5 separate regions of the Mus musculus genome follow, and all the other regions are linked to region 2. Evidence: chromatin loops called from intact Hi-C (ENCODE). Cell type or tissue: heart. All regions are shown on one strand. Region 1 overlaps Rtraf (RNA transcription, translation and transport factor). Region 2 overlaps Gm17030 (a long non-coding RNA gene). Region 3 overlaps Nid2 (nidogen 2). Region 4 has its middle 12 kb from the start of Saysd1. Region 5 overlaps Kcnk16 (potassium channel, subfamily K, member 16).

Evidence for each region. Hi-C counts contacts between places; a loop is a spot of excess contacts. Peaks named below come from ENCODE experiments on the same cell type or tissue, not always from the same donor. Only the 100,000 strongest peaks of a DNase experiment are listed, where the experiment ranks them.
Region 1: a loop joins it to region 2, with 8 times the contacts of the local background. A loop is called at or near these places in 34 of 42 quality-filtered maps.
Region 3: a loop joins it to region 2, with 5 times the contacts of the local background. A loop is called at or near these places in 18 of 42 quality-filtered maps.
Region 4: it touches region 2 in a loop (7-fold over the local background); 39 of 42 quality-filtered maps call a loop at or near these places.
Region 5: a loop joins it to region 2, with 6 times the contacts of the local background. A loop is called at or near these places in 9 of 42 quality-filtered maps.

What each region holds. Positions count from the first base shown.
Region 1 is chr14:19,815,376-19,820,375 of GRCm38, reverse strand. Rtraf (RNA transcription, translation and transport factor) reads left to right here. Exons shown (of 8, transcript NM_026528.3): 3 at 370-469; 4 at 3,229-3,315; 5 at 4,103-4,191. Among named protein-coding and RNA genes, the nearest start is that of Rtraf, 5.9 kb to the left of the region's middle. In heart, no CTCF peak of the experiment used is centred here; a DNase peak (open chromatin) is centred at 2,225.
Region 2 is chr14:19,702,820-19,707,819 of GRCm38, reverse strand. It overlaps Gm17030 (a long non-coding RNA gene), which reads left to right. Exons shown (of 4, transcript XR_874388.2): 3 at 2,205-2,470. Among named protein-coding and RNA genes, the nearest start is that of Gm29899, 2.7 kb to the left of the region's middle. In heart, a CTCF peak has its summit at 1,978; DNase peaks (open chromatin) are centred at 1,159 and 1,969; H3K4me3 peaks cover 510 bases; H3K27ac peaks cover 710 bases.
Region 3 is chr14:19,775,105-19,780,104 of GRCm38, reverse strand. Nid2 (nidogen 2) reads right to left here. Exons shown (of 21, transcript NM_008695.2): 5 at 1,960-2,109; 6 at 1,122-1,367; 7 at 368-568. Among named protein-coding and RNA genes, the nearest start is that of Nid2, 26 kb to the right of the region's middle. In heart, CTCF peaks have their summits at 2,957 (motif pointing right) and 3,736 (motif pointing left); a DNase peak (open chromatin) is centred at 2,974; H3K27ac peaks cover 925 bases.
Region 4 is chr14:20,068,382-20,073,381 of GRCm38, reverse strand. No RefSeq gene overlaps it. Among named protein-coding and RNA genes, the nearest start is that of Saysd1, 12 kb to the left of the region's middle. In heart, a CTCF peak has its summit at 2,558 (motif pointing right); no DNase peak of the experiment used is centred here.
Region 5 is chr14:20,259,750-20,264,749 of GRCm38, reverse strand. It overlaps Kcnk16 (potassium channel, subfamily K, member 16), which reads left to right. Exons shown (of 5, transcript NM_029006.2): 3 at 424-590; 4 at 1,336-1,501; 5 at 1,777-3,375. The coding sequence ends at 1,994. It also overlaps the pseudogene Gm2048. Among named protein-coding and RNA genes, the nearest start is that of Kcnk16, 7.0 kb to the left of the region's middle. In heart, no CTCF peak of the experiment used is centred here; no DNase peak of the experiment used is centred here; H3K27me3 peaks cover 1,800 bases.

The sequences.
Region 1 (5,000 bases), 110 kb before region 2:
GTAGGTTGTAGTTTCGTTGTCTAAATGAGATTATTCTTGTATCTTGTCCTACCTGGGATCTCCAGTTACAAATATTTTAAAAAGGATTATTTTATTGTTTTCTTCTAAGCATTTTTTTTTCTGACCTGTATAATGACATCAAAGGTTTAATAATGATCGATGTGGTGGCGCACACTGAGATCCTGGCACCAGGAAGGTGGAGGGGAGAGAATCAGGAGTTCCAGGCCAGTCCTGGATATCTGGGATTCAAGGCAGGCCTGGAAGAAATTCTTAAAGCTCCAAACTGAGGCCTCTGTCGGTCTGCTGTTCTGTGTTCTGTGGCTCTATGATAATGAAATAGATTTTTTTTCCCCCTCTTTCCCTTCACAGTATCTCAAAGATGTTAACTGTCCTTTCAAGATTCAGGATCGGCAAGAAGCGATTGACTGGCTTCTTGGTTTAGCTGTTAGACTTGAATATGGAGATAACGGTATGTTTTGTGCAGGATATAGGGTGGGTGTTGGCTTATGGGGCTTCTTAAAAGATTTTTATTTTTAATTGTATATGTATTATATGCATTCCTACTGTATTCAGAAGCCAGGAAAGGATATCAGATCTGCGGGAGCTAGAGTTACAAATGTGAACTACCATGTGGGTACTGGGAATCTAATCTAGGTCCTTTGCCAGGGCTTTAACCGCTGAGACAGCACTCACTCCAGCTCATCTTTAGTTCACTGTTGTGGATAGTTTTTAGATGAGAAAGAAGGCGGTGGGAAGAGGTTTCTTATCTTGTATTTTGCTCTTGGTTTATTTTATTACAAAAAGTGGACCTGCTTTGTTTCTGATGCTTTCATTATTTTTTAGAATTTGGAAGTTGTTTTCTGAAAAAGGTTAATAGAATTCCTTAACAAAGGAACGTTACTTGGTTAATTTGCCAGCTTCCACTGCAACTAAGCCATTGACACTGCTGCCAACATCAGAGCCCTTGGGGTTTGGAGTATTGGTTGCAGCAGCTATTTCACAGGAGATAGAAACATACTGGTGTGTCTAGTGCCAGTGCACATTAAGACAGTGTAGGCCAATATGTATGTGTAGTGTTTAATCTTCCTCAGCTATGGACAGTCTTCTGTTATCTGAAGCGTTTGAAGTTGGTGCCAGTGGAAGAGGTGCCTCATTGCACTGCTTCCTTTCATCAGACACCTCAGCTTCAGGCTGAGCACCCCGCTTCACTTCCATCCTTGGGTTTGTGACTTTCCTTCACGGTGCCTGTCACTTTCAGGTCCTAGATGTGTGCTCTTGAAACCTGTCTGATATGTATAGCTTCTCTGCCCCACCCATCCCGTTACCATTAGTCTTTGTCTGAGTCTGCTGTGTCACCTGTGTTTCTGCTGCTGCCGCCCTGTAGGCTTCAGCTCTTGTCACCTTCTTCTAGTATAGGGCGGTGCCACCCCCTGTTCTCAGCTGCATGTCCTCTGGCTAACTTTCTGAACTATATTTTAGAATCTGATTCAAATTTTACTACTTTTTAAAAGTTTAGGTTGATAGAAAAATTGTAACAGTATAAGAGTGTTCTTATATCAAGATCTGGGGAGCCATTTTTGGCAGTAAGTTTATTCATTACTTTTAAAATATTTTTTTCAAGCTGGTCTTTCTAAAGACCAGCTCTAGTTGCATTTTCTAATCTAAAGCATTGTCACTTTCCCATTTTCATAAAAACACTCTCAGTTTTATTTGAAAGAACAAAGCAAGCAGCCCTGTGGTTTCTTTCCATGATGGAATATATGGGAATGTAGGCCTTGTGACCTCAGCCTTGCTCATGTTTGGGGCCTTTAGCGGGTTCTTTGTGTTTCCTGCTCTGGCTTGGTAGCAACTGTGTGGGAGGTTATTTGCAACAGAGTATCCTGGGATCCTGGACCCTAGGCTGATCTTCAGCTGCTCCCTGATGGATTCCTAGCCATCCTCCATGTCTTTTCTCATCACATTGGCTCCATTTTATACTTGGCTTCAGGGTTGTTTCCTGTATCCCAGCACAGTGCATTCTTAGCACATGCATTTGTTTCTCAAAGTTTCAATAAAAACTTGTGTAGTAAGTGGGGTATTTCTATATTGGGAAAAGGAAAGTTGAAAGATGAATGGTATAACAGGTATATTACAAATCTCAACTAGCCAGCATGCTTTGTTTAATCTTCAGTTTCAGCATTGCAGGGACAGGCACTAAGCTGATTAAGGTAGCAGTGCTGGCCTTAACCTGCAGGAGGCGCTGGTGTTCTTGCTATTAAACATCTTACATGTGTTGAAATCATTGAGAATTTTTGCTTGCTCTTCCATTACTTAAGAAAACTTTATTCATATGCCAATTAATGTTATTAAGATCTGATTCAAAGTTTACTACTTTTTAAAAATTTAGGTTGATAGAAAAATTATAACAGTACAAAGAGTTTTCTTATATCAAGATCTGAGGAGCCGTTTTTGGCAGTAAGTTTATTCATTACTTTTAAAATATTTTTCAAGTGAAAACAACATACCTTCAGAGTTTTAATCTCCATGACATCTTAAATCCGTGTACGATACGTTTTAAGATATTTTGATTTTTGTGTTGAAAGCAGTATTTTACCTATTGAAAAGATTTGGGAGGATTTGGTTTTAGTGTCTACCCAATACTTTTTTTTAAACTTATCTTTCTTTTATTTATTTATTTATTTATTTATTTATATTTTTAGAATTTGAGACAGGCTTTTGACAAGCTGCCCATTGTCCCTGGACTTAATTTGTAGCTCAGGCAGGTGTGTGACTTGTGGTTGTCCTGCTTGGCTTCTGTAACTGGGACCGTGCCCTGCTTCTGTTTAATTTCTAGGTACCTCATAGTTGTGCCCTGTCGTCCCTCCATCTGCCCCTCCCCCCTTTACCTGTTCTTCACTTCTTCAGTCCCAAACTTAAGAGGTCTAAAAGACTATATTTCCTAATCTTTTGGGAAGTAGAGGAGGAGGAGGGTCAAAGGTCAGGGCCAGCCTTTGGTGCATTAAAGCTTATCTCAGAAACATTACTGAGAAGACCCTTGTGTCCAGTGTACCAGTAAGGACTTAAACTTAATCAAAAAGTTACATTATTTTTTTTGAAATTTTAATTGTAGTGAAGTATAATAATTTTTGAGTGGATATCATAATCTGGCTAAATGACATTCAGTAAATAAGCAATATTTATCTTAATCTTAAGTTGTAGTTATTTTACCTTGTTGCTTGTTTTTTATAGCTGAAAAGTACAAGGACTTAGTACCTGATAACAGGAAAAATACTGACAACGCAGCTAAAAATGCAGAGCCACTGATCAACTTGGATGGTGAGTGTGGTGCGTACAGGTGGCAGCCCTGGTTTTGTAGCTGCTTTCCACTTGTATGCCCAAGTGCAAGCCCAACAGGAGTGCATAGCAGCCTCTCTCCTGTTTGAGACTCAGTTGCAGTGAGCTTTCCCTCTCTCCCCCATCCCCTCAACACAGAAATTTGAATGTTAAAAGCAATGGTGTTTATTTTTTTGCTTCAAGTAATTTGGATTTTGATTTCTTGCTCATTGTGACACTCATTGGTTACCTTCCTGGCAATATAATTTATTTTTTTAATCTAGTGACAAATGGTAAAATGTTTCATTATTACAAGTCCCACATGCCCTTTTAGCAATTTCCATTTAAAGCCTGAAGATTATGGAAATCACCTAGAGTATAGTGTGTTAAATAAGCTTTCCCCGACTGTTGCATTGGGACCTGCAGTAAGCTATTTTCAAGAGGGAATGAGCTTGCATACTCCAAAGCCTCTGTGACAGGAAGGCACATCTGGGGAATGCACCCATCGAGTGCATCTGTATTAAAATTAATAGCTTTGGGGAGAAACACTAAAAGGTGTCCATAGTTGGGCCTCGCAGACCGCTGCAGGGCAAGCTCACCGGGAGTTAGGTTAGTCATTTATGAAGTTCTCCATGTGGCTGGTGCAATTAGTAAGGAGGCTTCCCCTAGACTTGAACTTGCTTTATGTTGGTCCTAGAAAGTTGCTCCTTCTGTAAGCTCCTGTGTTCAGACAAGCAGTTATGATGTTTGTAGAGTTGGGTTTTGCTTATTCACTTTTAATCTTTTATAGTAAATAATCCTGATTTTAAGGCGGGTGTCATGGCTCTGGCTAACCTCCTTCAGATTCAGCGTCATGATGACTACTTGGTAATGCTTAAGGTAAGCTGCCCATTTTATTCTTGTCAGAGACTGCACATGGAGAAACACCTTCACTTTCCTATATGCTGTTTTTATTTACACTTATAATGGGCTGGTGAATAGAAATTCAGAAGAATGTGGGACCTAGAGCACATACATTATTATTTTATGTTTCACATTATCCAGCAGTAAGCTGATATCTGAGCATTAACTGCACACCTAAAATGTCACTCAATCCTATTAACAATCATGCTGAGAAATACTAACAAACCTGGGGCCTAGGGAGCTGGCTCTGCTGCTAAAGGGTTAAGCCTAAGGACCTGGGTTTGGAACTCAAAACCCCGTATCAAACCAAACACAGTGACAACTCCAACCCCAGTGCTGGGAGGGCAGATATCTGGATCTCCGGGCAAGCTGGCCAGCCAGCCTAGCCAAGACCATGTGAGGCACATCATATTCATCACTGCCCTCCTTTTGTTTTTGACAAATACCTAATTGAGCAGAGAAGGCTAATTTGAGAAAAGGTAGAGAACAACTGGGTAAACAGCAGTGCCAACCTTTAATCTCCACACCACTTGCGCACACACCTGTATGCACAGGTTTGCATGAACGTGTGTACACCTCACACCCAAAGAAGATGTTTTATCAGGAAACAGATCTAGAAGTTAATGAACATGCAAGACACAGTGATAGAGACGCCTGACTGCTCAGTCTGCGAGTTCAGTCTGTGTTAAGGGGGAATGCCAGATCCCTAATGGTGAATTTAGCTACTTTAGCAAACATATGCTCTCATCTTCAGCATCTTTCCTTTCTTGGAATATACCTCTATA
Region 2 (5,000 bases):
GTTTACTATTTTTGGAAACCCAACAGCATTTACACAGAGAATTCTAAAGAGGTGAAATTTGGCATTTTCTGTTTCTCCTCTGATAATTTTAGATACACTCAAGGATATTTTTATCTCTACACTATGCCATAGATGAGAACAGGGAGGGTCCTCTTTTCCTGTTTCCTTACATTATAGTCCATGTAAAGCTCAAATAAGCGTGCTTCCTAAGTAGCTTGTGTGGAGGAGGAAACCCTTTACTCAGTGCTGGGGGGTTGGGGGGGGCAGAGACTGATGCACGGGGAGGGAAACCATGACGTAGCTGTAGCGGGGTAAGTTCCCCAGTTATAGGCTCAAACCAGCTCCTGCCCCATTAAATGGGAAACACCGTCCAAGGAACAGTTGTCAAGCACCCCTGCCTGCTATTAAAGAAACCTCTGAAAGACAGTCAGCCCCAGGAGCAGAGAAGCCCTGAGCCTGCTCTGGACAGCACCAAGTTCTGTGAATGTGCCCCTGGAACCCAGTATTTACACTTACCAACCTTCCTCAGCAGGGAAACAGACTGGCCATTGAGGTGAGTCCCTCCACAGGCATGGACAACACCCATCCAGTTACAGGGCGTGGATCAAATTAGCAAGCATGTGGTGTGTGTTAAAGCCGTTCTCAGTCTCTGGACTGGTAGCATCTGAGGTTAGTGGTTGAGAAGGCTCATTCTCAGGCCCCACCCCAAAGCTGGCTCCTTGATCCTCCTCATACACAAATGGAGCTGGTCCTGGTTTAGCTGAGTGGGGGAGTCTCTACCAGCTCAGTGTCCCAAATAAAACAACCCTGCTTGCCAAAGGCAATGCGGGCCTCTGAGCCTTCTCTGCTGTCTTCACAGAAGTCTGAGGCCCTTAGGACATAATACTTGGGAAAATCGGTTGGAAATCAGAAGGGCTCTATGGGTATAAGTGCTGTTAAAGAGATGTGCCAAAGGGAAACACAGGAGGAGAGGCAGAGACTCTGCTGACAGATCTTAGAAACTACTCTTAAGCCCTAAAGAGTCTTGAGCTGCTTACATGTCTTTCTCTGTTATTTCTTCCTGTCTGTCCACTTCTACCTGAAACTAAGATGAAACAGAATGAAGGCAGCAATGTGAACCAGGTCTGCAGAAGGAGGTTCTTGGTGGCGGTCACCGTCCCTGGCTGGCAGAAGACCTCTGGCGCCCTCTAGAGGAGAAACTGGAAAAAGTCCCTTTTAGGTCTCAAGTCCAGGGCTGCCTTTCCCTCGAGTGACAGGAAAATTTCATGGCTAAATTTATAAAATTGGCATCACATACTAATAAGGAAGTTTATTTTAAAGTGATTCTTTTGCGTACATATATAATTTATCATTTGGTAAAGATGGAAACAAATTTGCGAGGTAATGGTTTTTATACCAAGATGGTCAGCAGGATGTGGAGCATCTTAAACGTTTACAGAGTTGATCGATAGTTTGATCTTATAATCAATCGTCAGTACTGAGGACACGGCTTCACTTAAATATGTAGTACATATGACAAAAAATATAATTAGGGCCATTTTGAAAATTATATCCTAAGCCCAAGTCCCTAAATCCGAGAGAGAGAGAGAGAGAGAGAGAGAGAGAGAGAGAGAGAGAGAGAGAGAGAGAGAGAGAGAGAGAGAGAGAGGAGGGGGAGAGGCGAAGGGGAGGGGAAGGGAGGGGGAGAGGGAGGGGGAGGGGGCTAAGGGGAGGGGAAGGGAGGGGGAGGTAGGCAAAGAAAGGTGCAAATAACACAGAAAACAGGACCCCATGTCATGAATCAAGGCCTCCGGGAATCTGGGAAGTATATTTTGAAGACATACTTCTAGACAACCTTCCTGCTCAGTGGCCCACACAGTAATTTCGTCTACAACTTCTTCTGAGAGATGATGGACAACCGACACAGATCAGGATGAGTTGGAGCCCGCTGGGAGACCGCCTGCGTGTTATCCTCCTCCCCCTAGCGGAGGGTCGCCCACAGTACAGCCGGCAACAACAGGGCTCTCCTTAGGTTGTGGTTTCCATGGGGATGCGGCGACCTGTTATTTTACAGCCACATCTCCCACATTTGCTTGTGTTGGGTCCTTCTGTGACTAAAATACTGGAGAAAACCGTTTTTTCACTTGTTTTCGCCTGCCTCCGCCGCTTTCCGAGGGCTCAGCAAAGTACTCCCTTCTTCTAAGTTAGTTTTCTCTCACCACCAGATCGTTTCAGATGTCCCTGGCTGCTGAAGACATGGCCATGGTACCCTGTCCTTTGCTCTCGGTCTTTGGTGCGAGTCACTCTACACTGCAAACCCTGTTTGGTGGGTCTTCCCCAACTGCAGAGAGCTGTGAGAACAGGAACTTTGTCCACACCTTTGGGCACAGAGCAGCAGAGGGGCTGCCTCACCTTTTCCTAGGATTAGCCTTGACTTGGAGCATAGACCTCTCGTCCATCCTTCCTTCTCCCACAGAGAGACGCAGGTCAGGTAAGTTCTTCCCTTCCTTGGGGCCTTGCTTTTCTGCTGTACACCCTACTTGGGAAAGTGTGGTTCTTCTTGAGTAACTATGGACCACGGTTTGTGCTGACAGGAGCACCTACCTAATCATGGCTTGAAAGGGATTTGCTTGGATATAAAATTTCTCCACTAGAATTCAAGTTCCATTCCCCCTTCGTTTCCTTTATGTAGGAGCCATTGTGCATTAATTTTGTGTTTTGTGGAAAGGAAAGCTAGGCGTTTTGCTTTGTTCTCTCGGAATGCTGGCGATTGAATTCGGATCCCGCACACGCCAGCTAAGCACTGTATCCCAGAACTGCATCCTTTGTCTTTTCTCTGGAGAGAGTCTCACTAAGTTGCCCAGGCTGGTCTTGAACTCACTCTGTAGATAAGCTGGCCTTGAACTTGTAGTCTTCCCGCTTCTGTTTGCTGAGTAGCTGGTATTTCAAAAGTGTTTTCTTCTTGAAAAGGACTTGTGACCACTTGAGGCTGGGGATGGGTGCGGAGGACTTAGATCAAGATCTTTGGTGGTAATGCTCCTAAAGGCACTTAAAGTAAAAGTTTCTATTTTTTTCTGATTTTTATCTAAATATCAGAGATACACTGAGATTGAAATCATACTGAAAGATTTATTTATTTTTATTTCATATGTATGACTGTTTTGTCTGCATGCCGTGATTGGTGCCTACAGAGACCAGAAGAGGGTTCCAGAACTGAGGGTTCACAACTCCTCAGAACTGGGGTTGTGAGCCACTAAGTGGGTGAGCGCCTTTAACCACGGAGCCATGTCTTCAGTCCCTTGAGAACACTCTTATCTCAGAGTGGAGAGAAAGTTTGATGTAGACAGCCATCAGACTGTACAACTGGTTAGGTTCGATTTTCAATCACATCTCCATTTCTTATTAACTTGAACAAACGGTGACGCTTGATCTGGCAGAAGGATTGGAGGCAGGCACAGTTCTTCAGAGGAAAATGGCAAGTAGATTAAAATATTCCTGGGATAATAAAGTATGAGCTCCTTACATATCACAACTTAGAGATACACTCCAGCAGTGTCTACAACTGTATCAGGAATGAAAATCAAACCCAAATAAGCAAAAAGGAGTGCCATTAAACTATAAGCTGGAGACATCTGGAGTCTGCTGGGTTACAGGCTCATCTGGATCCAGACGTACAGATGGCATTCTCAGACCTCTAGTTTATGCTCCAGGCCCTATATAAGCTCTTTATAGCAGCTCAGCTTTGAAATCAGAGGCAAACAGAAACCAGTACCTGTGGTCCATTGGAGAGGGATGAGGTCAGAACTCTGTACAGGGGATGGTGAAAAGCCATTTTCTACAGAAGTGATGGGTAACGCATATGCAATCTGAGTAAAACCGAGAGATGCACGCCACAGCGATTCAGGATCGACTGCACCTCTATTGGCTTCTGCTTTCAAGGGAACGCCCAGTGCTGTTCCTTCTTATCCTAAAGACCCCAGCGATCATTCTCTGATGCTTTATTAGTATATCTGTGTATATATTTACAAATTATGATAGTAATCACTAATGAGTTTCCCTTGCCGTGTGCCCACATTGTACTAACTACTCTACATTACGCCGTTTCCCCCTCACTGTCTCAGCCCATTGTGTTTACATGCATGTAGTACTGGGAACCAGATACAGGGTTTCTCACATGTATTAAGTCCATGTTCTAAGACTGAAATACACCCCCAAATATTTTAGTTTTCTTTATTCTTTTCAGGTTTTTTCTCCACTTGGGATAGGAAAATGTATTTATTTATTTATTTTTTGGCTTACAGTTTGAGAGCCTACAGTTCCTCATGAACAGTCAGGTGTGACAGACTGAAAGGCTGGGTCTGCTGTGGTGGGAACACAGGGCTGCTTGTTCACACGCTGGTGGCTGGGCAGGAAGCAGAGTAATTGAGTAGAAGCAGGGTGGCTGTAACCCTCAAGGCCAACTCTCCGCCCTGGGGACTCGGGTCCTCCAGCGTGACCTTTGCCTTCTAAAGGTCTCTAAGCCTGATCAGTGCCACCAGCTGGGGACCAAGTGCTCAAACAGGTGAACCTATGGGAGACATTCCACATAAAAACTATATACCATTCTGTTCCTGACCCCCATAGACTCATGCCCACCTCACAGTGCACAATGCATTGAGTGGGACTTAAAGATCTTTGTAGTCTTACATTATTCAAAAGTTCAAAGTCCAAAGTTTCTTCTGAGACTCAAGGCAAACACTTAGCTGTGAATGCAAACAAAACAAAACAAAACAAAACAAAACAAAACACTAAAAAAAAAAAAAAAAAAAAAAAACAACCCCCAAAGTAATAACAGACAGACAACAGCTTGGATTGACAACTCCCTTTCTAAAAGGAAGGAACAAAAACTTAGAGAAGAAAGACTAGATCAAGGCAAAACTGAAACCTAAGGGGGGGAAAAACATGAAACCCAGAAGCCCCATGGCCAGCATCTTCAGATTGTAGTTCTATCACCTAGGCTTAAACGGAGTTCATTATTGATG
Region 3 (5,000 bases), 72 kb before region 2:
ACCAAAATCATCAGCTGAAACAGTTACAGAGACTCCTAAAGTCTAACAGTCAAAACAGGCCGTGCCTGGAGGATAGCATCTTATCGGTTATTACTATCTGAAAATAATGTGCAAATATATTGACATTCTTGTGTACTCTGACATTCTTGTCAGCACTCTGATCACCTGTATACTTTATATACACACATATGTAAAATATAACTGTGTATACGTCCTAAAAACAAGAACGAACACAATTATATCAACCTCATTTGTGTTCTATGCAGTTTGGGGCATTCCATGTGACTATTCACTTAACCTAACCCTTGTCACTGTCTTGTGAGGCAGGCATCACGTCCATTTTACAGCTGTGGAAACTCACACATACCTGAGTCCCTGTAATGATAAAACTCTTTGTACGGAGTAATGTGGGCTGTGAAATTCGCTGGGATGAAGGGCACCTGGCCTTCAATGTTGGTCTTAATGCTCAGATAGTTTTCTGGGTCAAGCCCCTCGGCAGTTTGAGTGATACGAACCCTCTCCTCTCCAGGGTGAAAAGTGACTTCCACGTCATGGACAAAGGTAGCACCTGCAGGAGACAGAAACTCAGCAAGTGGGTGACAAGACTCTTGTTTAAGTCATTCTGAAGACTGGCTGGGACTTGGATGATAAAGCACTTGCCTATCATATCAGAGGCGTGGGTTCGACTAGCTAAGAGGAGTGTGTGTGTCCTCTCCCCAGTCTCCTCTGGAGACGGTACCGAAGGAGAGTATGCCACGCCCAGGCTCAGTTCTGGAAAGCTGCAGACCCTCTGATCTCCCGAAGGTCTCAAAGACTCTCAATTCCCCTTGTCCCCGTTCTCTTTAAAATCTAGCATATTAACAGAGTCCATTCCAAAATTACACTAACTTGATACTTCCATGCTGAGGGATGATAGTCGAAAATAGGAATTTACCAGTCATTAAACCATTATGTTTCTTTCTGTAAGAGCAGAAAGCTTTCCACGTACAACAAAACCTCTGCAATTCAAAACCTCCAACAGCCTGGAATCTGAGCACGTTTCTCCAGAAACAAAATCATCCGCAGAGGCTGCCCAGGTACCACATCTGAATCCCGGTTTGCCAGAACTGAGCTCTGCTCACCTGTGAGGCTGAAGCCATTCTCAGAGCCTGGCTTCTCCAAAGCAAAGAGCCAGCCAAACAGACCTCCAATGGGCAGGACAGGGAGCAGGGCCTGGGCTGCCGGCTGTGGGACATGGCTGATGGCAGTGTAGGCTCTGCCATCATTGCCCACGATGTAAGCGTGTAGATCCACGTCAGTGAAGTGCACAGGAATGTGACCCACTCGGAGGCGACCACTCACTTTCCCATTCACTCGGTGAGGTGCCCCTGAAAGACAAAAGCAATCCTTTCAGCCTTGGCCCCCATCAGGCTGGGGACCGGTGTACACAGATGAGCCCACTCTCCTGACCACGCCTCATGCTCACTCTTTGGAGACATTTCTTTACTATTATTGCTGTTCTCACTGTTGGTTTGGGTTTCCTTGCAATAAGCTCTCTGTAGACGCCAACTGAGGATTCGTGATAAAATCTAGGCTAGCCTTCAACTCTCAACCCTCCTGCTTCTCCTGTCTCAACAGTGTTACAGTCATAGTTAGAGCGACATTTAACAAGTCCCTTCTGTGATCGGTTCCTCACTTATGACCCAGTCCTGCCTGTCTCTCTTCCATTCCCCTTCTTCACCCTCCCCTTTAGCTCTACCAAGCTAGAAAGAGGGCAAAATAGAAACGTTTCAAGTCACTCTCAAATTGGGAAACCAGTCCAAACGTATTTATCACTCAGTCATCCCCTGAACCCTTGAAAGTCACTGGTGCTGGGATTCAGGCATCAGAGATGTAAGGACACCAAGCAGAACCCACACTGGAACTGGAAACAGGCAGGGGTCAACAATATACATGCAGCAGCCCCGGCCTGTCAATCACCTTCTGGCAGGCAGTGCTTCCCGTTTCCGTAAAACCTCGACTGGCAGTGGCAGCAAAAGCCAGTGGTGTAGTCGGTGCAGAAGGCATGCTGGGAGCACCGGCCGTGGCTGTGTTCGCAGGTTTCCAGGTTGGCGCCATTATACGTGAAGACTGAAGAATAAAGCAAAGAGCATTAGAAAGCCAAAGGATTCCAGCATCGCTACTACCAAGCTTCGCCAGACGTCACAAGCGCTCCGTAAAACGGCTTGGACTGTAATAAACAAATAGATTTGACGCTACAAAGATGGGAATAACATTCAGCCTGAGGGATTAACTTTATATGTTCTGGCAAGATGCTCAGATCATTGCGGCCAACTGGGTCTTACTACAATGAGGGTGAGCTGAGTGGCCTGAGAGCAGCCTTGCAGACAAACCGTAAGCGCGCATTAGAGTGAAATTTGTGAAATCACTATTTGGTGAGGTGGGGAGAAAAAAAGGCCAAATACTGGCAATTTTGTATGACTCAATGTAAGAGTAATCTTTTGAGAGGAAGTCAAAAGAGAGGAACTAAGAACCAAGGTCTGTCTAACTCTTATGGAACCCAAGCTTAAAGGATGTACACACACTTGCTGCGTCAACACTTGCCGTCAAATGCAGGACTGGGGAGGGAAGAGAGACGACAAGAAACAGGACTGAGGAGCCCCAGGTCCTTGCAGGCTTTGTGCTTCCCAGCTTGAGGATGACTTTCATGCAACAGAAACAGCCTAGTCCACAGAATCTCCACAAAACCACCCTGCACCAGAGGAAGCTCGACCCCCAAATCTCCCACACTCTCTTCCCATTACAGAGAGGTAGCTGTGCAAGAGGGAGACGAAACGGAGAGAGCAAGAACGAGAGGAGCCTGCCCTCAATGCCATCACGCTATCCTCTGCAGAAGAAATGGCCAAAGTGTGCCTGAAAGTTGGGTCACAGGCAGGTGAGTGCTTTCCGCTAGGATGCTGGGCAATACCTCAATTCCAAGCACGGCCACTAGGAGGCAGGGTACTGCGCATGCTTCTGCCTCCCATCCCCCAGAAGTCAGGGTAGTCTGGAGACACCTAGAGAACGCTGATCAAGCAGGAAGGGCAAAGAGTTTTAGTGCACTTTAGCCACTGATGCTGGCCTGAGTGTCAGCTCTGGAAAGAAACAGGCTGTGGTGGCCTTCCAGGGCTATGTTTGAAAACAAGGAACAGGCCAGGGTGGAAAAAACTGAAGACTCAGTATTACTGAGAATAATACCCCAGGCGAGAACAAAAACCAAGACAATGAGAAGATCTAGCTTCCCGATGTGTAACAATGCAGCCGCGACAAAGCCTTGCATCAGCAAACACAAGATTTACAGAGCTAACATTTAAGCAGGCTGAAATACACCATCGGCTTTAACATTAACCCTCAGCTGCACCAGAGCTGGGGGCAGCAAGTGCTACTTTTAATCTGTTTTCCAGATAAAGAAACAGAAGCAGAGGATTGCGGTGAGTCACCTGAAGAAGTCATGAGTGCAGCAAGCACATGAGTCTGAATTCTGAAGGTCCAGATCCCTACTACCCCCCCAGGGGTAATCCAACTAACACTAAGGGCTACAACTGAAGGTTAACAACTAACGGGCGTTTGCAGCATGCTGAGAGAAAACACACAGGTAAGAAGTGGCGAAGGGGACTGGAGGTGGCTCAGCGGTGAGGAGTAGTGAAGGCCCAAGTTTGGTTCCCAGAACTCCCATGGGTGGTAACTCCTGCTCCACAGGATCTACTGCCCTCTTCTGGCCTACTTTTGCACCTACACTCACGTGCACATTCCCAAACACAGACAGACATTAAAAGTAAAATACTTATTGAGAAGTGCTGAGAGCAGTGAGAACATTCCTTTAGCAATTAGACATCCTGGGAAGCAGCAAGCTGAGGGCTCATCAGCTTAGAACACCTTGGTTAAAGAGAAAAGCTGACCTGTCAGAATGGAGTCAGTGATTACGCTGAGTGAGCCCAGCTTGACAGAAATAGAAAATTAGTCATAACTCAACTTTTCAACAAGTGATAGGCATTAACTTTTTTTTAAATAAAAAAAAAGACAAAACTTAAAAAAAAAAGGCAGAATAGATCGTGACAAGAATATCACAGGCTTTTCTATGGAGAAAACTACTTATTGCTATTGGTTTAGGAATGGTGTGTGTGTGTGTGTGTGTGTGAGAGAGAGAGAGAGAGAGAGAGAGAGAGAGAGAGAGAGTGTGTGTATGAGAGAGAGAGAGAGAGAGAGAGAGACAGAGAGAGAGAGAGAGAGAGAGAGATTGGGGATGGATCTCAGGGCCTCCTGCATACCGGATGCTCTTTGTCACTAAGCTATGCCCCTTATCTCAACAAAAACCAGGGTGAGTAAAAAGCTGTAAGTGTGACGCAGATGTGTCAAAGGGCAGAGTTCCCCAGCTCAGACAGGTGCACGTGTACAGGTGTGCTCCTGAGTCAGCACAGGTGCCACTTCAGAAGGTCATAAGCTCTGCTCTGTGAGACCACGGGCAAATGTCACATGCACTCCCTGGCCTCAGAAGTCCCCAACATGCATAGCCAGTGTCTGTCTCTTCACCTCCTTCTGTCACTAGGACACAAAGGCAATCCAATCTTGGTGGACAGGGGAGTCATTTTCAGCTATGTCCGTTAAAAAGAAAGCAGGTTTCCACACACGGCTTGGCTTGCAAATTAAGGGAGGGATAGATGGATTTTGCTGTCTCGTTATTTTGTAAAAACCGTACTGACCCAGACAGACCCTACTTTAAGCCTTATCAAGAAATGAAGAGAGGACCAGAGGCAGAAGAGTTAGGCTAATTCAACTAAGACACTAGATGTGATGATCCTGGGAGCCCAGACACTGTCCAGCAGCTCACACAAGACTTCAAATGCAACTCAAAGTTAGCGTGTGTGTGTGTGTGTGTGTGTGTGTGTGTGTGTGTGTGTGGACTAGCCCATGAGAATCAGCTTCCTCGCTCTTTTGCACTCTCTCCCCTCATTCACCTCACCCCCACCCCCCACCCCTGGGTA
Region 4 (5,000 bases), 370 kb before region 2:
AGTCTAACTTCTTGATTTCTTTGTATATATTGGACATTAGCCCTTTGTCTTATGTAGGGTTGATAATGACCTTTTCCCAATCTGTTGATCCATTGCTGAGAGTGGGGTGTGGAAGTCTCCCACTATTATTGTGTGGGGTATGATGTGTGCTTTGAGCTTTAGTAAAGTTTCTTTTATGAGTATGGATGCCCTTGCATTTGGAGCATAGATATTTAGAATTGAGTTTGTCTTGGTAGATTTTTCCTTTGACCAGCTGAAGTGTCCTCCTTTATCCTTTTTGATAAACTTTTGGTTGAAAGTCAATTTTATTCGATATTAGAATGGCTACTCCAGCTTGTTTCTTGGGACCATTTGCTTGGAAAATTGTTTTTCAAACTTTACTCTGAAGTAGTGTCTGTCTTTGTCATTGAGGTGCACTTCCTGTATGCGGCAAAGTTCTGGGTCCTGTTAACATATACAGTCTGTTAGTCTATGTCTTTCTATTGGGGGATTGAGTCCATCAATGTTAAGAGATATTAAGGAAACGTGATTGTTACTTCCTGTTATTTTTGTTGTTAGAGGTAGAATTATGTTTCTGTGGCTATCTTCTTTTGGGCTTGTTGAAAGATTATTTTCTTGCTTTTTCTAGGATGTAGTTTCCTTCATTGTGTTGATGTTTTCCATCTATTATCCTTGGTAGGGCTGGATTTGTGGATCTACTGGCCAGGATCTACTGGCTTTTATAGTCTCTGGTGAGGAGTCTGGTCTAATTCTGGTAGGTCTGCCATTATATATTACTTGACCTTTTTCCCTTACTGCTTTTAATATTCTTTCTTTGTTTAATGCATTTTGTGTTTTGATTATTATATGACTGGAGGAATTTCTTTTCTGGTCCAGTCTATTTGGAGTTCTGTAGGCTTCTTGTAAGTTCATGGGCATCTCTTTCTTTAGGTTAGGGAAGTTTCCTTCTATAATTTTGTTGCAGATATTGACTGGCCCTTTAAGTTGGGAATCTTCACTCTCTTCTCTACCGATTATCCTTAGGTTTGGTCTTCTCGTTGTGTCCTGGATTTCCTAGATGTTTTGGGTTAGGCGCTTTTTGCTTTTTGCATTTCTTTGACTGTGTTGTGTCAATGTTTCTATGGTATCGTCTGCCCCTGAGATTCTCTCTTCTATCTCTTGTATTCTGTTGATGATGCTTGCATCTATGACTCCTGATCTCTCTCCTAGGGTTTCTAACTCCAGGATTATGTCCCTTTGTGATTTCTTTATTGTTTCTCTTTCCATTTTTAAATTTTGGATAGTTTTGTTCATTTCCTTTGCCTGTTTGATTTTGTTTTTCTGTAATTCTTTTAGGGATTTTTGTGTTTCCTTTTTAAGGGCTTCTACTTATTTACCTGTGTTCTTCTGTATTTCTTTAAGGGAGCTAAAGTTCTTAAAGTCCTCTATCACCATCATGAGAAGTGATTTTAGATCTGAATCTTGCTTTTCTGGTGTGATGGTGTATCCAGGATTGCTATGGTGGGAGAATTGGGTTCTGATGATGCCAGGTAACCTTGGTTTCTGTTGCTTATGTTCTTACACTTGCCTACAGCCATAGGATTATCTCTAATGCTATCTGCCCTCTCTAAATCTGACCAGAACCTGTCCTTCCTATGATCCTGGTTGTGTCAGAATTTCTCAGAGTCCAGCTGTCTCTGTGATCCTGTGATTCCAGGATTCTATGATCCTGAGATCCTGGGTGTGTCAGAGTTTCTGGGAGTCAAGCTGCCTCTGAGACCCTGAGATCCTGGTGTGACCATGCTCCTGAGATCCTGTGATCCTGTGATTCTGTGATCTTGGGCATGATAGAGTACCTGGGAGTGGAGCTTCCTCTAGGTGTTGTGGAACTGGCTGTGGAGTTTGCCCCCAAGGTAAATAGGTGCAGACTGGAAGGAACCCAAGCCACCGGGTCAGGTGGGGTTCCTGTGTCCCTGGATCCCACTGGTCCCAGTTACTCTCAGTGGTGTTAGAACAGATGTGTCCTCCTCACCTCGATCCTATCTACCTGGGAGAACTTAGCCACTCTACCTTCCACAAAGGTTCATTCCTTCTTACTCCAATCTCAAGGCTCCTGAGAGCCCCTGGCGATTATCCTGCAAGCTGGTGGGCCATTGAGTTCTCTCTCCTCCCTCTCTCAGGCTAAATCATGGGAATGGTACCCCAGGAGCAAAGTTACCTTCAACCAGTGCCAGCCCTTTCTGAATGCTTCAAGTTGGGGGTTTTTTTACCAATGGTGATTTTACACTGCTAGGAGTATGCATTGAGCATGGAGGCTCTCCCCTTTCATCTTCTGGTTGATTTGATAGATTAGGCAATTGGGTCTGCTACAGAAATTTACACATTTGGGAGAACTAGCCATCCTCCTTTGGGCAGAAGCAAGCAAAATGAGAGGAATGTGTAAAATTCCTGACACTCCAGTAACTATTTGAAGGTTCTCTGGTTTTGACATGGAAAGAGGCCTCTTCATATCAGGAGTGGAGAAGAGTCATATACTAGACACAGGGCTGGAGCAGAATTCCATGGAGCATGTTGCCACCAAGGGGCAGCATGGAGCTGCTGCAGCCTGCCCTATATCCCTTCACCTCACACTTGATATTTATATTAAGAGAAAACCCTCTGGACTGCTTCTTGGGACCACTTTTGCTGTTCTGTTTTGTTTTTCACTTCAAGATTCATAGAATAAAGGCCTCCTCACTGGCCCTGGAAAAGACTCTGAAAGCCCTCAGCAGTGATTTATTATATACATATTTTAAGATAAAGTAGCCCCTTCCTAGGGTTAGCAGGCAGTCTTGTAGGTCTCTGTCCACTTCTGAGCTTCAAGAGGGTTGGGGCACAATGGCTAGGAACTTAAATTGCTAACAAAAATTGGTCGCCAAATTAAAGAAGGTAAAAATTTGAACTCAAGTTTTTGATTTCTGTTGTGCTTTTTTGAAACAGCATTTAGGCTGAAGATTTAGACCTCGTTCTCAAAAAGCTGAGTGCACAGAGAACCAGGTCATAGGGGACAGGTATTTTGGGGGAGGTGTCTCAGAGACAGAAATCAATCTCTGTCTCTGTCTCTGTCTCTCTCTCTCTTTGTGTGCGTGTGTGTGAATTTCTGACATGTACACATGGATGCCAGTGTACATGAATGTATATGCTTGTGGAAGGAAGCCAAAGGTTCATATGGGGTGTTGACCTCATATTTCTTGAAACAAAGTCTCTTATTGAACTTGGAGCTCATTAATTAAGCTGACCAGCCAGCCAGCTCTGGGAATTCACTGACTTAGCCTCCCTAGCTCTGGAGTTACAAACACAAGCAGCCTTTTATGTGGTGCTGAGGTCTGAACTCAGGTCCTCACCTTTGTATAGCAAGCACTTTACCACCGAGACATTTTTCCAAGCCACCAGATCACTTTCAATTGTGAATTTGATATATTACCCGACTCTCAAATCCACAGGAAAGAAATCTCAAATACACATGTAACTACAATGCTGTCCTAAGACTTTAGGATTTTGGCCTAGGAAAGCAATTGAAGTCGGACTTAATGAGCCATCCTAGTAGGAGCATGGAAGGCAGCAGTGCTGAGGGTGTTGGAATTGTGGAGGCCCAGCTCATTATGTTTCAGAGGGGAAATAGAATAATAGCATGTTGTCTAGAGACCATTTTGTTGAAGTATGTGGCTGTCTTTATTATTATTTTAATTATTATTATGTTTTTCAAGATAGAGTTCTCTGTGTAGTCCTGGCTGTTTTGGAACTCACTCTGTAGACCAGGCTAGCCTCAAAGATTTCAAACTAGGCTAGTATCGACTGTTGTGTGCTTATCAGTAGCCAGTCTTATGCAGATCTATAAAGAACAGGAGAAAGCTGAGCAAGGAAGAGTACAAAATATATGATTGAGGGGAAGAGGAGCCCCAGAAACATTTAGGTGAGAGCCTGGTTCTAAGTGGACAAAGGGCAAGACCCCGCCTGCTAAGCTCCCTTCTTGTGAAAAGGGATTAAAGAAGTTTGAGGCTGGGCGTGGAGGCACACAGTTTTATTCCCAGCACTTGAGAGGCAGAGGCAGCCTGGTCTACAGAGTGAGTTCCAGAATAGACAAGCTTAGGAAGTGAAGAAAAACCATTGAAAACAGAAAGCTGATTGAATGAGGGGCAGCTTCAGCCACTTGGCTCTGACTTTGGAGTCAAGGATAGAAAAGTTAAGGAAAGCTGCTGAGGCCAGACATGTGTCAAGGGTGTTCCTGCATGGAACTGTGAAGGGGGAGCCTTGGAGACCCCAAGACATTGGAGATGGCAGAGTTGTGGGGTACCTGCCAAGGAGCGCTAATAACAGGGTGGGACAAGCCCAAGAGAGAGGTGTGCTGCAGTCAACAAAGCTGAAAGGACTTGGAGATTTGAAGAGTGCTTTGACATCAGACACGAAGACACAGAGTTTGGAGTGTGCCCTGCTGGTTTTAGGTCTTTCTGGTCCATTCTTTCCTTACTGTGCTCCCGTTTCTTCCTTTTAGAATGGTAATTTATATTCTGTACCATTGTATGTTTGAAGTATGTGGTCTGCTTTTCTATTTTGATTTTGTAGGGGATTAAAGTTAGGAGATTGCCGTGAGTCTCAGACGAGGCTTTGGACTTTGGACTTGCAGACAGTGTTGAGACCTTCCTAGACTATGGAGACTTGTTGGACTGAACGCACATTTGCACTATGATGTGGCTACAAGCCTGTAGGGGCCAGGGAGTGGAATGTGGTGGTTTGAATGCCTCCCATAGACACATAGATGTGAATGCTTGGTCTCCAGGGGGTGGCGCTATTGTGAGGTGGGTCTTGCTGGGGGAAGTATGTCACTGGGGGTGGGTTTTGAGGTTTTCAAATGCTTAAGCCAGCCCAGTAACTCTCTCTTCCTGTTGCTGGCAGATCTAGATGTAGAACTTTTCAAATCCAGCACCATGTCTATGTGCAGGCTGCCATGTTTCCCACCATGATGATAATGGATTGAACCTCTG
Region 5 (5,000 bases), 560 kb before region 2:
TTCTTTGACAAGCCAGGCAGAGTGACGGGGGTGGGGTGAGGGGTGGGGGTACAGACTTGGTTCTGTCCCAGGCTTGGACTTCAGAACTTCCAGTCCCCAAAGAGGGATTAAATTGTTATAATCACACAAGGCAAAGTGTGTAATTCAATAGAAATAACATAAAACATCTCAGGGAATCACGCCTGTCAGGGAGGCAGAGAGTGGCAGTCAAGTGGGCTTCCCGGAGGCAGCATCGTTGGTGATGCGCTTTCTGTTAGTAGAGGCTGTTCTATTAGAGAATAGGGGGAGTGTCCATAGGAACAGGGAATGCTCCTCTTCCCACAGAGCTGATGGAGACAAACCTCTGCTAGAGCTGGTGGTTGGGGGTGGGAGCCAGTTCTGGGCTCTCTTTTCCCCGCATCTGCACACTCCCTTGCCCTGCAGGTTATGGAAACCTGGCCCCCAGCACGGAGGCAGGGCAGGTCTTCTGTGTCTTCTATGCTCTGATGGGGATCCCACTCAATGTGGTCTTCCTCAACCATCTGGGCACAGGGCTGCGGGCCCACCTGACCACATTGGACAGGTGGGAGGACCACCCCAGGCATTCCCAGGTAAGGCATCGTCCTCCCTCCCCCCCCCCCCCTTCAGGTCCTCAGAGTCCTCCCTCCCCTCCAGGCCCTTGGGGACAGATGGTTGAAAATTAGGAGCTGGGCTGACAGATTCAGGTATGAGAAGAGAGATAAGAAGAAGGATGATACAGACCAGGCAGGGCATGGCCTCAAAGGGTTCTATAGCACCTTGACTATGGAAAGTCAAGGTGCTACCTGTAAAGGGCTATGGAGTCTACCTGTAAAGGGCTGAGGACCAGGCCCTGGGTATGACTGAGAGGACTCTCCCTGTGTGCTAGGCAGCTCTGTGCTGCATCCTTCTTCGGTGGAGAATTTGAACATTATCTCTCCATGGTCGTCACGGGTATTCAACATTCTTTCATGTGGTCCAAAACAGTCTCCAGGATACCCAGGATGCCCACAGAGGGATCTGGAACAGTCTAGCAGTTGACAGTAGTCTAATCCCAGGCCTGAGTGGGACCCCAGGGCGCCTGCTCAGGTGTGATTCTCAAGTTTAAAAGGGTCTTTGACTCCTTCCTTGACCCACTAACACATTTCCCTGTCCAGGAAACTTGGCACATACAAATCTCATGCCCAGGGGTACAGACCCACCCAAAAGTCTGCAGCAGGGATAGGGTGGGGGTGGAGCTTAGACATTGCCCTGCCTACACCCAACTTTCCCCAGACTTCCCTCATATATTTCCAGAACCTTCTAAGTGGTCTCAAGGGCACACTCTTTCCCTCCCAGCTCCTGCAGGTCCTGGGCCTGGCTCTGTTCCTGACCTTGGGGACCCTGGTCATTCTCATCTTCCCACCCATGTTCTTCAGCCACGTGGAGGGCTGGAGCTTCCGTGAGGGCTTCTACTTCGCGTTTATCACCCTCAGCACCATTGGCTTCGGGGACTATGTTGTTGGTGAGAATGGGATAATCGGGTTATCTTGGTGGGCACCCACTAGGGGTGATGAGCATAGAGGTACCAGCTATCTGAGGTTGGTTACTTCTGCAGCCGCTGTGAACTTTTGGTGGCCTCCTCAGAAGTCTCTGGTATAGTAGCCATCACTGCTTCCTCCGTTAGTAGTCCTTAGTATGAGAACGAGGGAGATCGCATTCCTATGGAAGCGGGGTTGGGGGGGGCAGTAGGGGGGAGTGGCAGTTCCCTCAGACACAAGCGATCACTTTCCCCGGCAGGCACAGACCCCAGCAAGCATTACATCGCTGTGTATCGGAGCTTGGCAGCTATATGGATCCTCCTAGGACTGGCATGGCTGGCGGTGGTCCTCAGCCTGGGATCCCTGCTTCTGCACAGGTGCTCCCGGCTCTGGCAGCTCATCAGAGGCCTGGACCTTAAGGATGGAGCAGCCCCTGACTCTGAGCCTAGATCACAGAAAATCCCCATCTCTGCATGAGACCCAAGTGTCCTGACCTCCCCAAACCCATGCCATTCCCTGCCCTTCCCCTTTCTTCTCAACCCACACACTTCCCAGCAACTTTCCAGAGAGAGAAAGGAGACAGATGTGCCTACAAAGTGACTGGGGCGGGGGGGGGGGGGGCGGTGAGGAGACAAAGATCAAAGATCTGCATGGATGGAGATGTGAAGTTTGCCCTTGGCGCTTTTCCCATCTCCCAAAGAGAACCTGGATCGTGGTTGCCAAATCACTACTGCCATCTTAACATGGTCATGGGAGCCCTTAGGCTGCAGGCAAAGGTGGACTTGACTTTTGTATTATTTACTACATACACAGTAGGCTCTTAACAGGTCCCTACTAGGTAGCACATAGTGGTGGTTTCTGCCTTCATTGTGTCAGTGTGTCAGTCTTGAAGGAGCTCCAAGGCAGCATCCTCATCTTTGATGGGAATAAACCTGGGGAGAATGAAAGTTCAGGGCGGTGGCTGGAGGAAGGGAGCTGGACACACACCAGGGGATGCCTTTGATGCATACAGGAAGCCGTCCTCAGGAGTCTCACAGCTGAGGAACAAGAAGGCTGCCAGTCAGAATTCCCCAGCTCTCCTTGCCCACAAGTGGAGAGGAATCCTAGAACAACACTGGGGGCCCCTTTCAGGGGTCCCACCACTTTCTTGAACATGACCTCCTCTGACCCTCAGAGCACACTTAGACCTCTTTACTCCCCCGCCCCCAGAGAAGCTGGGGGTGGGGGGAGCAGCAGATCCCAAGGGCTTCATAGCCTGTCATCTCTCCGGTGGCATGGACTCCCACCGAGCCTGGTTCTTCTGCCAGATCGTGACATTGTGGGCCAGAAGGCAGGAAAGGTTCGTCCCAGACTCACAAGACTAGGAACTAATTTTTGTTTGGACTTCCTTTACCTCTCCAGTGGCAGGGGTGTCCCCAAGTTCTGTGTCCTCTTTATAGCATTAAGGGTGGGGGTGGGACTGTGAGCCCCAGAGGTTGAGGGGAGTCCCTGAGAAGGACCCGCATTGGCAGAGGGTTCCCAGCACCCAAGTCTTACTGCCACCCAGGAAAGGATTGAAATATGACGTCTCTAACACCCCGACACCTGCTGGACCCCACTTCTTTTCTGGGTGGATGGAGATGCAGGGACTTCCCTCCAAAGCAGCAAGGAAAATTTGGGTCCGGTCTTCTTGCCTGCTAGCCTCCCAGCCCGGGACAGCACAGACAAACCATACCCCCCTCCCCATTTTATTTCTTATAGTACACTGGCTGTAGCGAGATCTAGGGTGATACAAGGAAGCACTCGGAGGAAGTCCCCAGCCCCTCAGCTTAGGCAGGAGTCCTGTGACAATAAACTTGGCTGCTGTTTCTTCTCTGCAGTGGATTGCAGGAGTCTCTCCTACTGCACGGAGGCGCCGGGGTGCAGTGGGGTGAGGGTGGGAGAGAAGGAGGTTTCTGAGCCCTTCTCTCCTGTGGCTGTGGCTGCTGCCCAACAGTCCTCTCCTTTTCTCTGATGTGGGGAGGGGACTCCACTCTCTCTAGGAGCATCTTTTTTTTTTGGGGGGGGGTGTTGCAGTTCCAGGGATTGAATCCTTGAGGGTGGGCAAGACTATCCCATCCTCCAGAACTCCTGAACAGGGAAACAAAAGAGAAAAGTGTTTTTGCTTGGAGAAGGGCCCCTCCTGACCCTTCCTGCCCAGCCTGGCTCCTGTACACCATAGTTCTCCAGAGTTCTGGCCTCTCCAGTCATGTTAGCGCACCAAGGCTCCTTCCACTCCATCACCTGTGGACGGAGATCTCCCACAGTGCCTTGGTGGGCTGGGGGCTGTGGCATGCGGGGCACGGGGCTCCTGCTTCTCTCCTTTCTGGCTGACTTGGTGCTGGGCACTGGAGTGTTCTGGGTGCTAGAGGGTCGCGTGTCCGGGGACCCCAGCCGCAGCTTCCAGCGTAACAAGTGGGCCAGCCTGGGGGAAAGTGGATTAGGCAGGGGCTGACGTGATGCATAGTAGGGATGAAGGATGCTATGGTCCGGGATCGTAGGAGCTGTTATTCCATAGAGAGGTGGAGGGCACAGGCCTGGGAAAAGCAGGGCTGTGCGGTTGGGCATGGGTAGCCATGGGTTGGGCTGGACAGCAACAGAAAAGGCCTCCATCCTTAAGGAAATGAGAGGGCATGGCTAGCCTGCGTCCTAAGAACACTGCCATCCTAAATTTGGAAATAAGGAATACAGAAGGTCGCAAGCTACAGGGCAGTCGTGATAGGGTCAAGATAGCATTTGATCTTGTCTGTGTAGGACAGCCCTGTGGGATCAAGGGCAAAGGATGAAAAGCCACATCTAGCCTTTTCTGAAGGGTGCGGCGGGGGGTGGGGGAGGAGATGGGGCAAATAGGAACCTTTGGGGTGAGGCTTGGCTCTAAGGAGGGAAAGGACCCAGCGCCCACCCCCACCCCCAAACAGAATCCTAGGTTGGCAGGATGGGTAGAGACTTCTTGCCCTGCCTGACCTGGCTTGAAGTCAAGAATGAGTGTGTTTTTCTGGGGCCACATGAATACCAATTCTTCACCCCAGTTAGGGCACCAATGAATTATCAAAGGAACAGTTCAACCCGGGTCTATCTGGATGAACCAGTGAGTTTGCTGGGGTTACTAACAGGAGCATGGGGTGTCAAAGGCAGCTACATTACTGAAAAGCCCATCCCAGCAGGGGTAATAACGCACAGAAGCTGAGCTCACCACACAACTTGTAGACAGCCACACTGGAGTCCCTTCTCCTCAGCAAGCTGTTACTGTGCATGTAACACGGAAGAGAGGCACTGTGAATCCTGAAACCTTCTGAGCCTTAGAGCCTTGTAAGCGAGTGAAGGAATGAAGATGAGAGCATGCGGCTCCTAGACATGACTCGGGAGAGGGGTTACTGTCAATATGATGGAGAGAGCCAACAGAGGCATCTGGAAGAGTCCAGACTGAACTGGACAATGAGGGGGTCCTGGGGAGGGAAGGAAAGA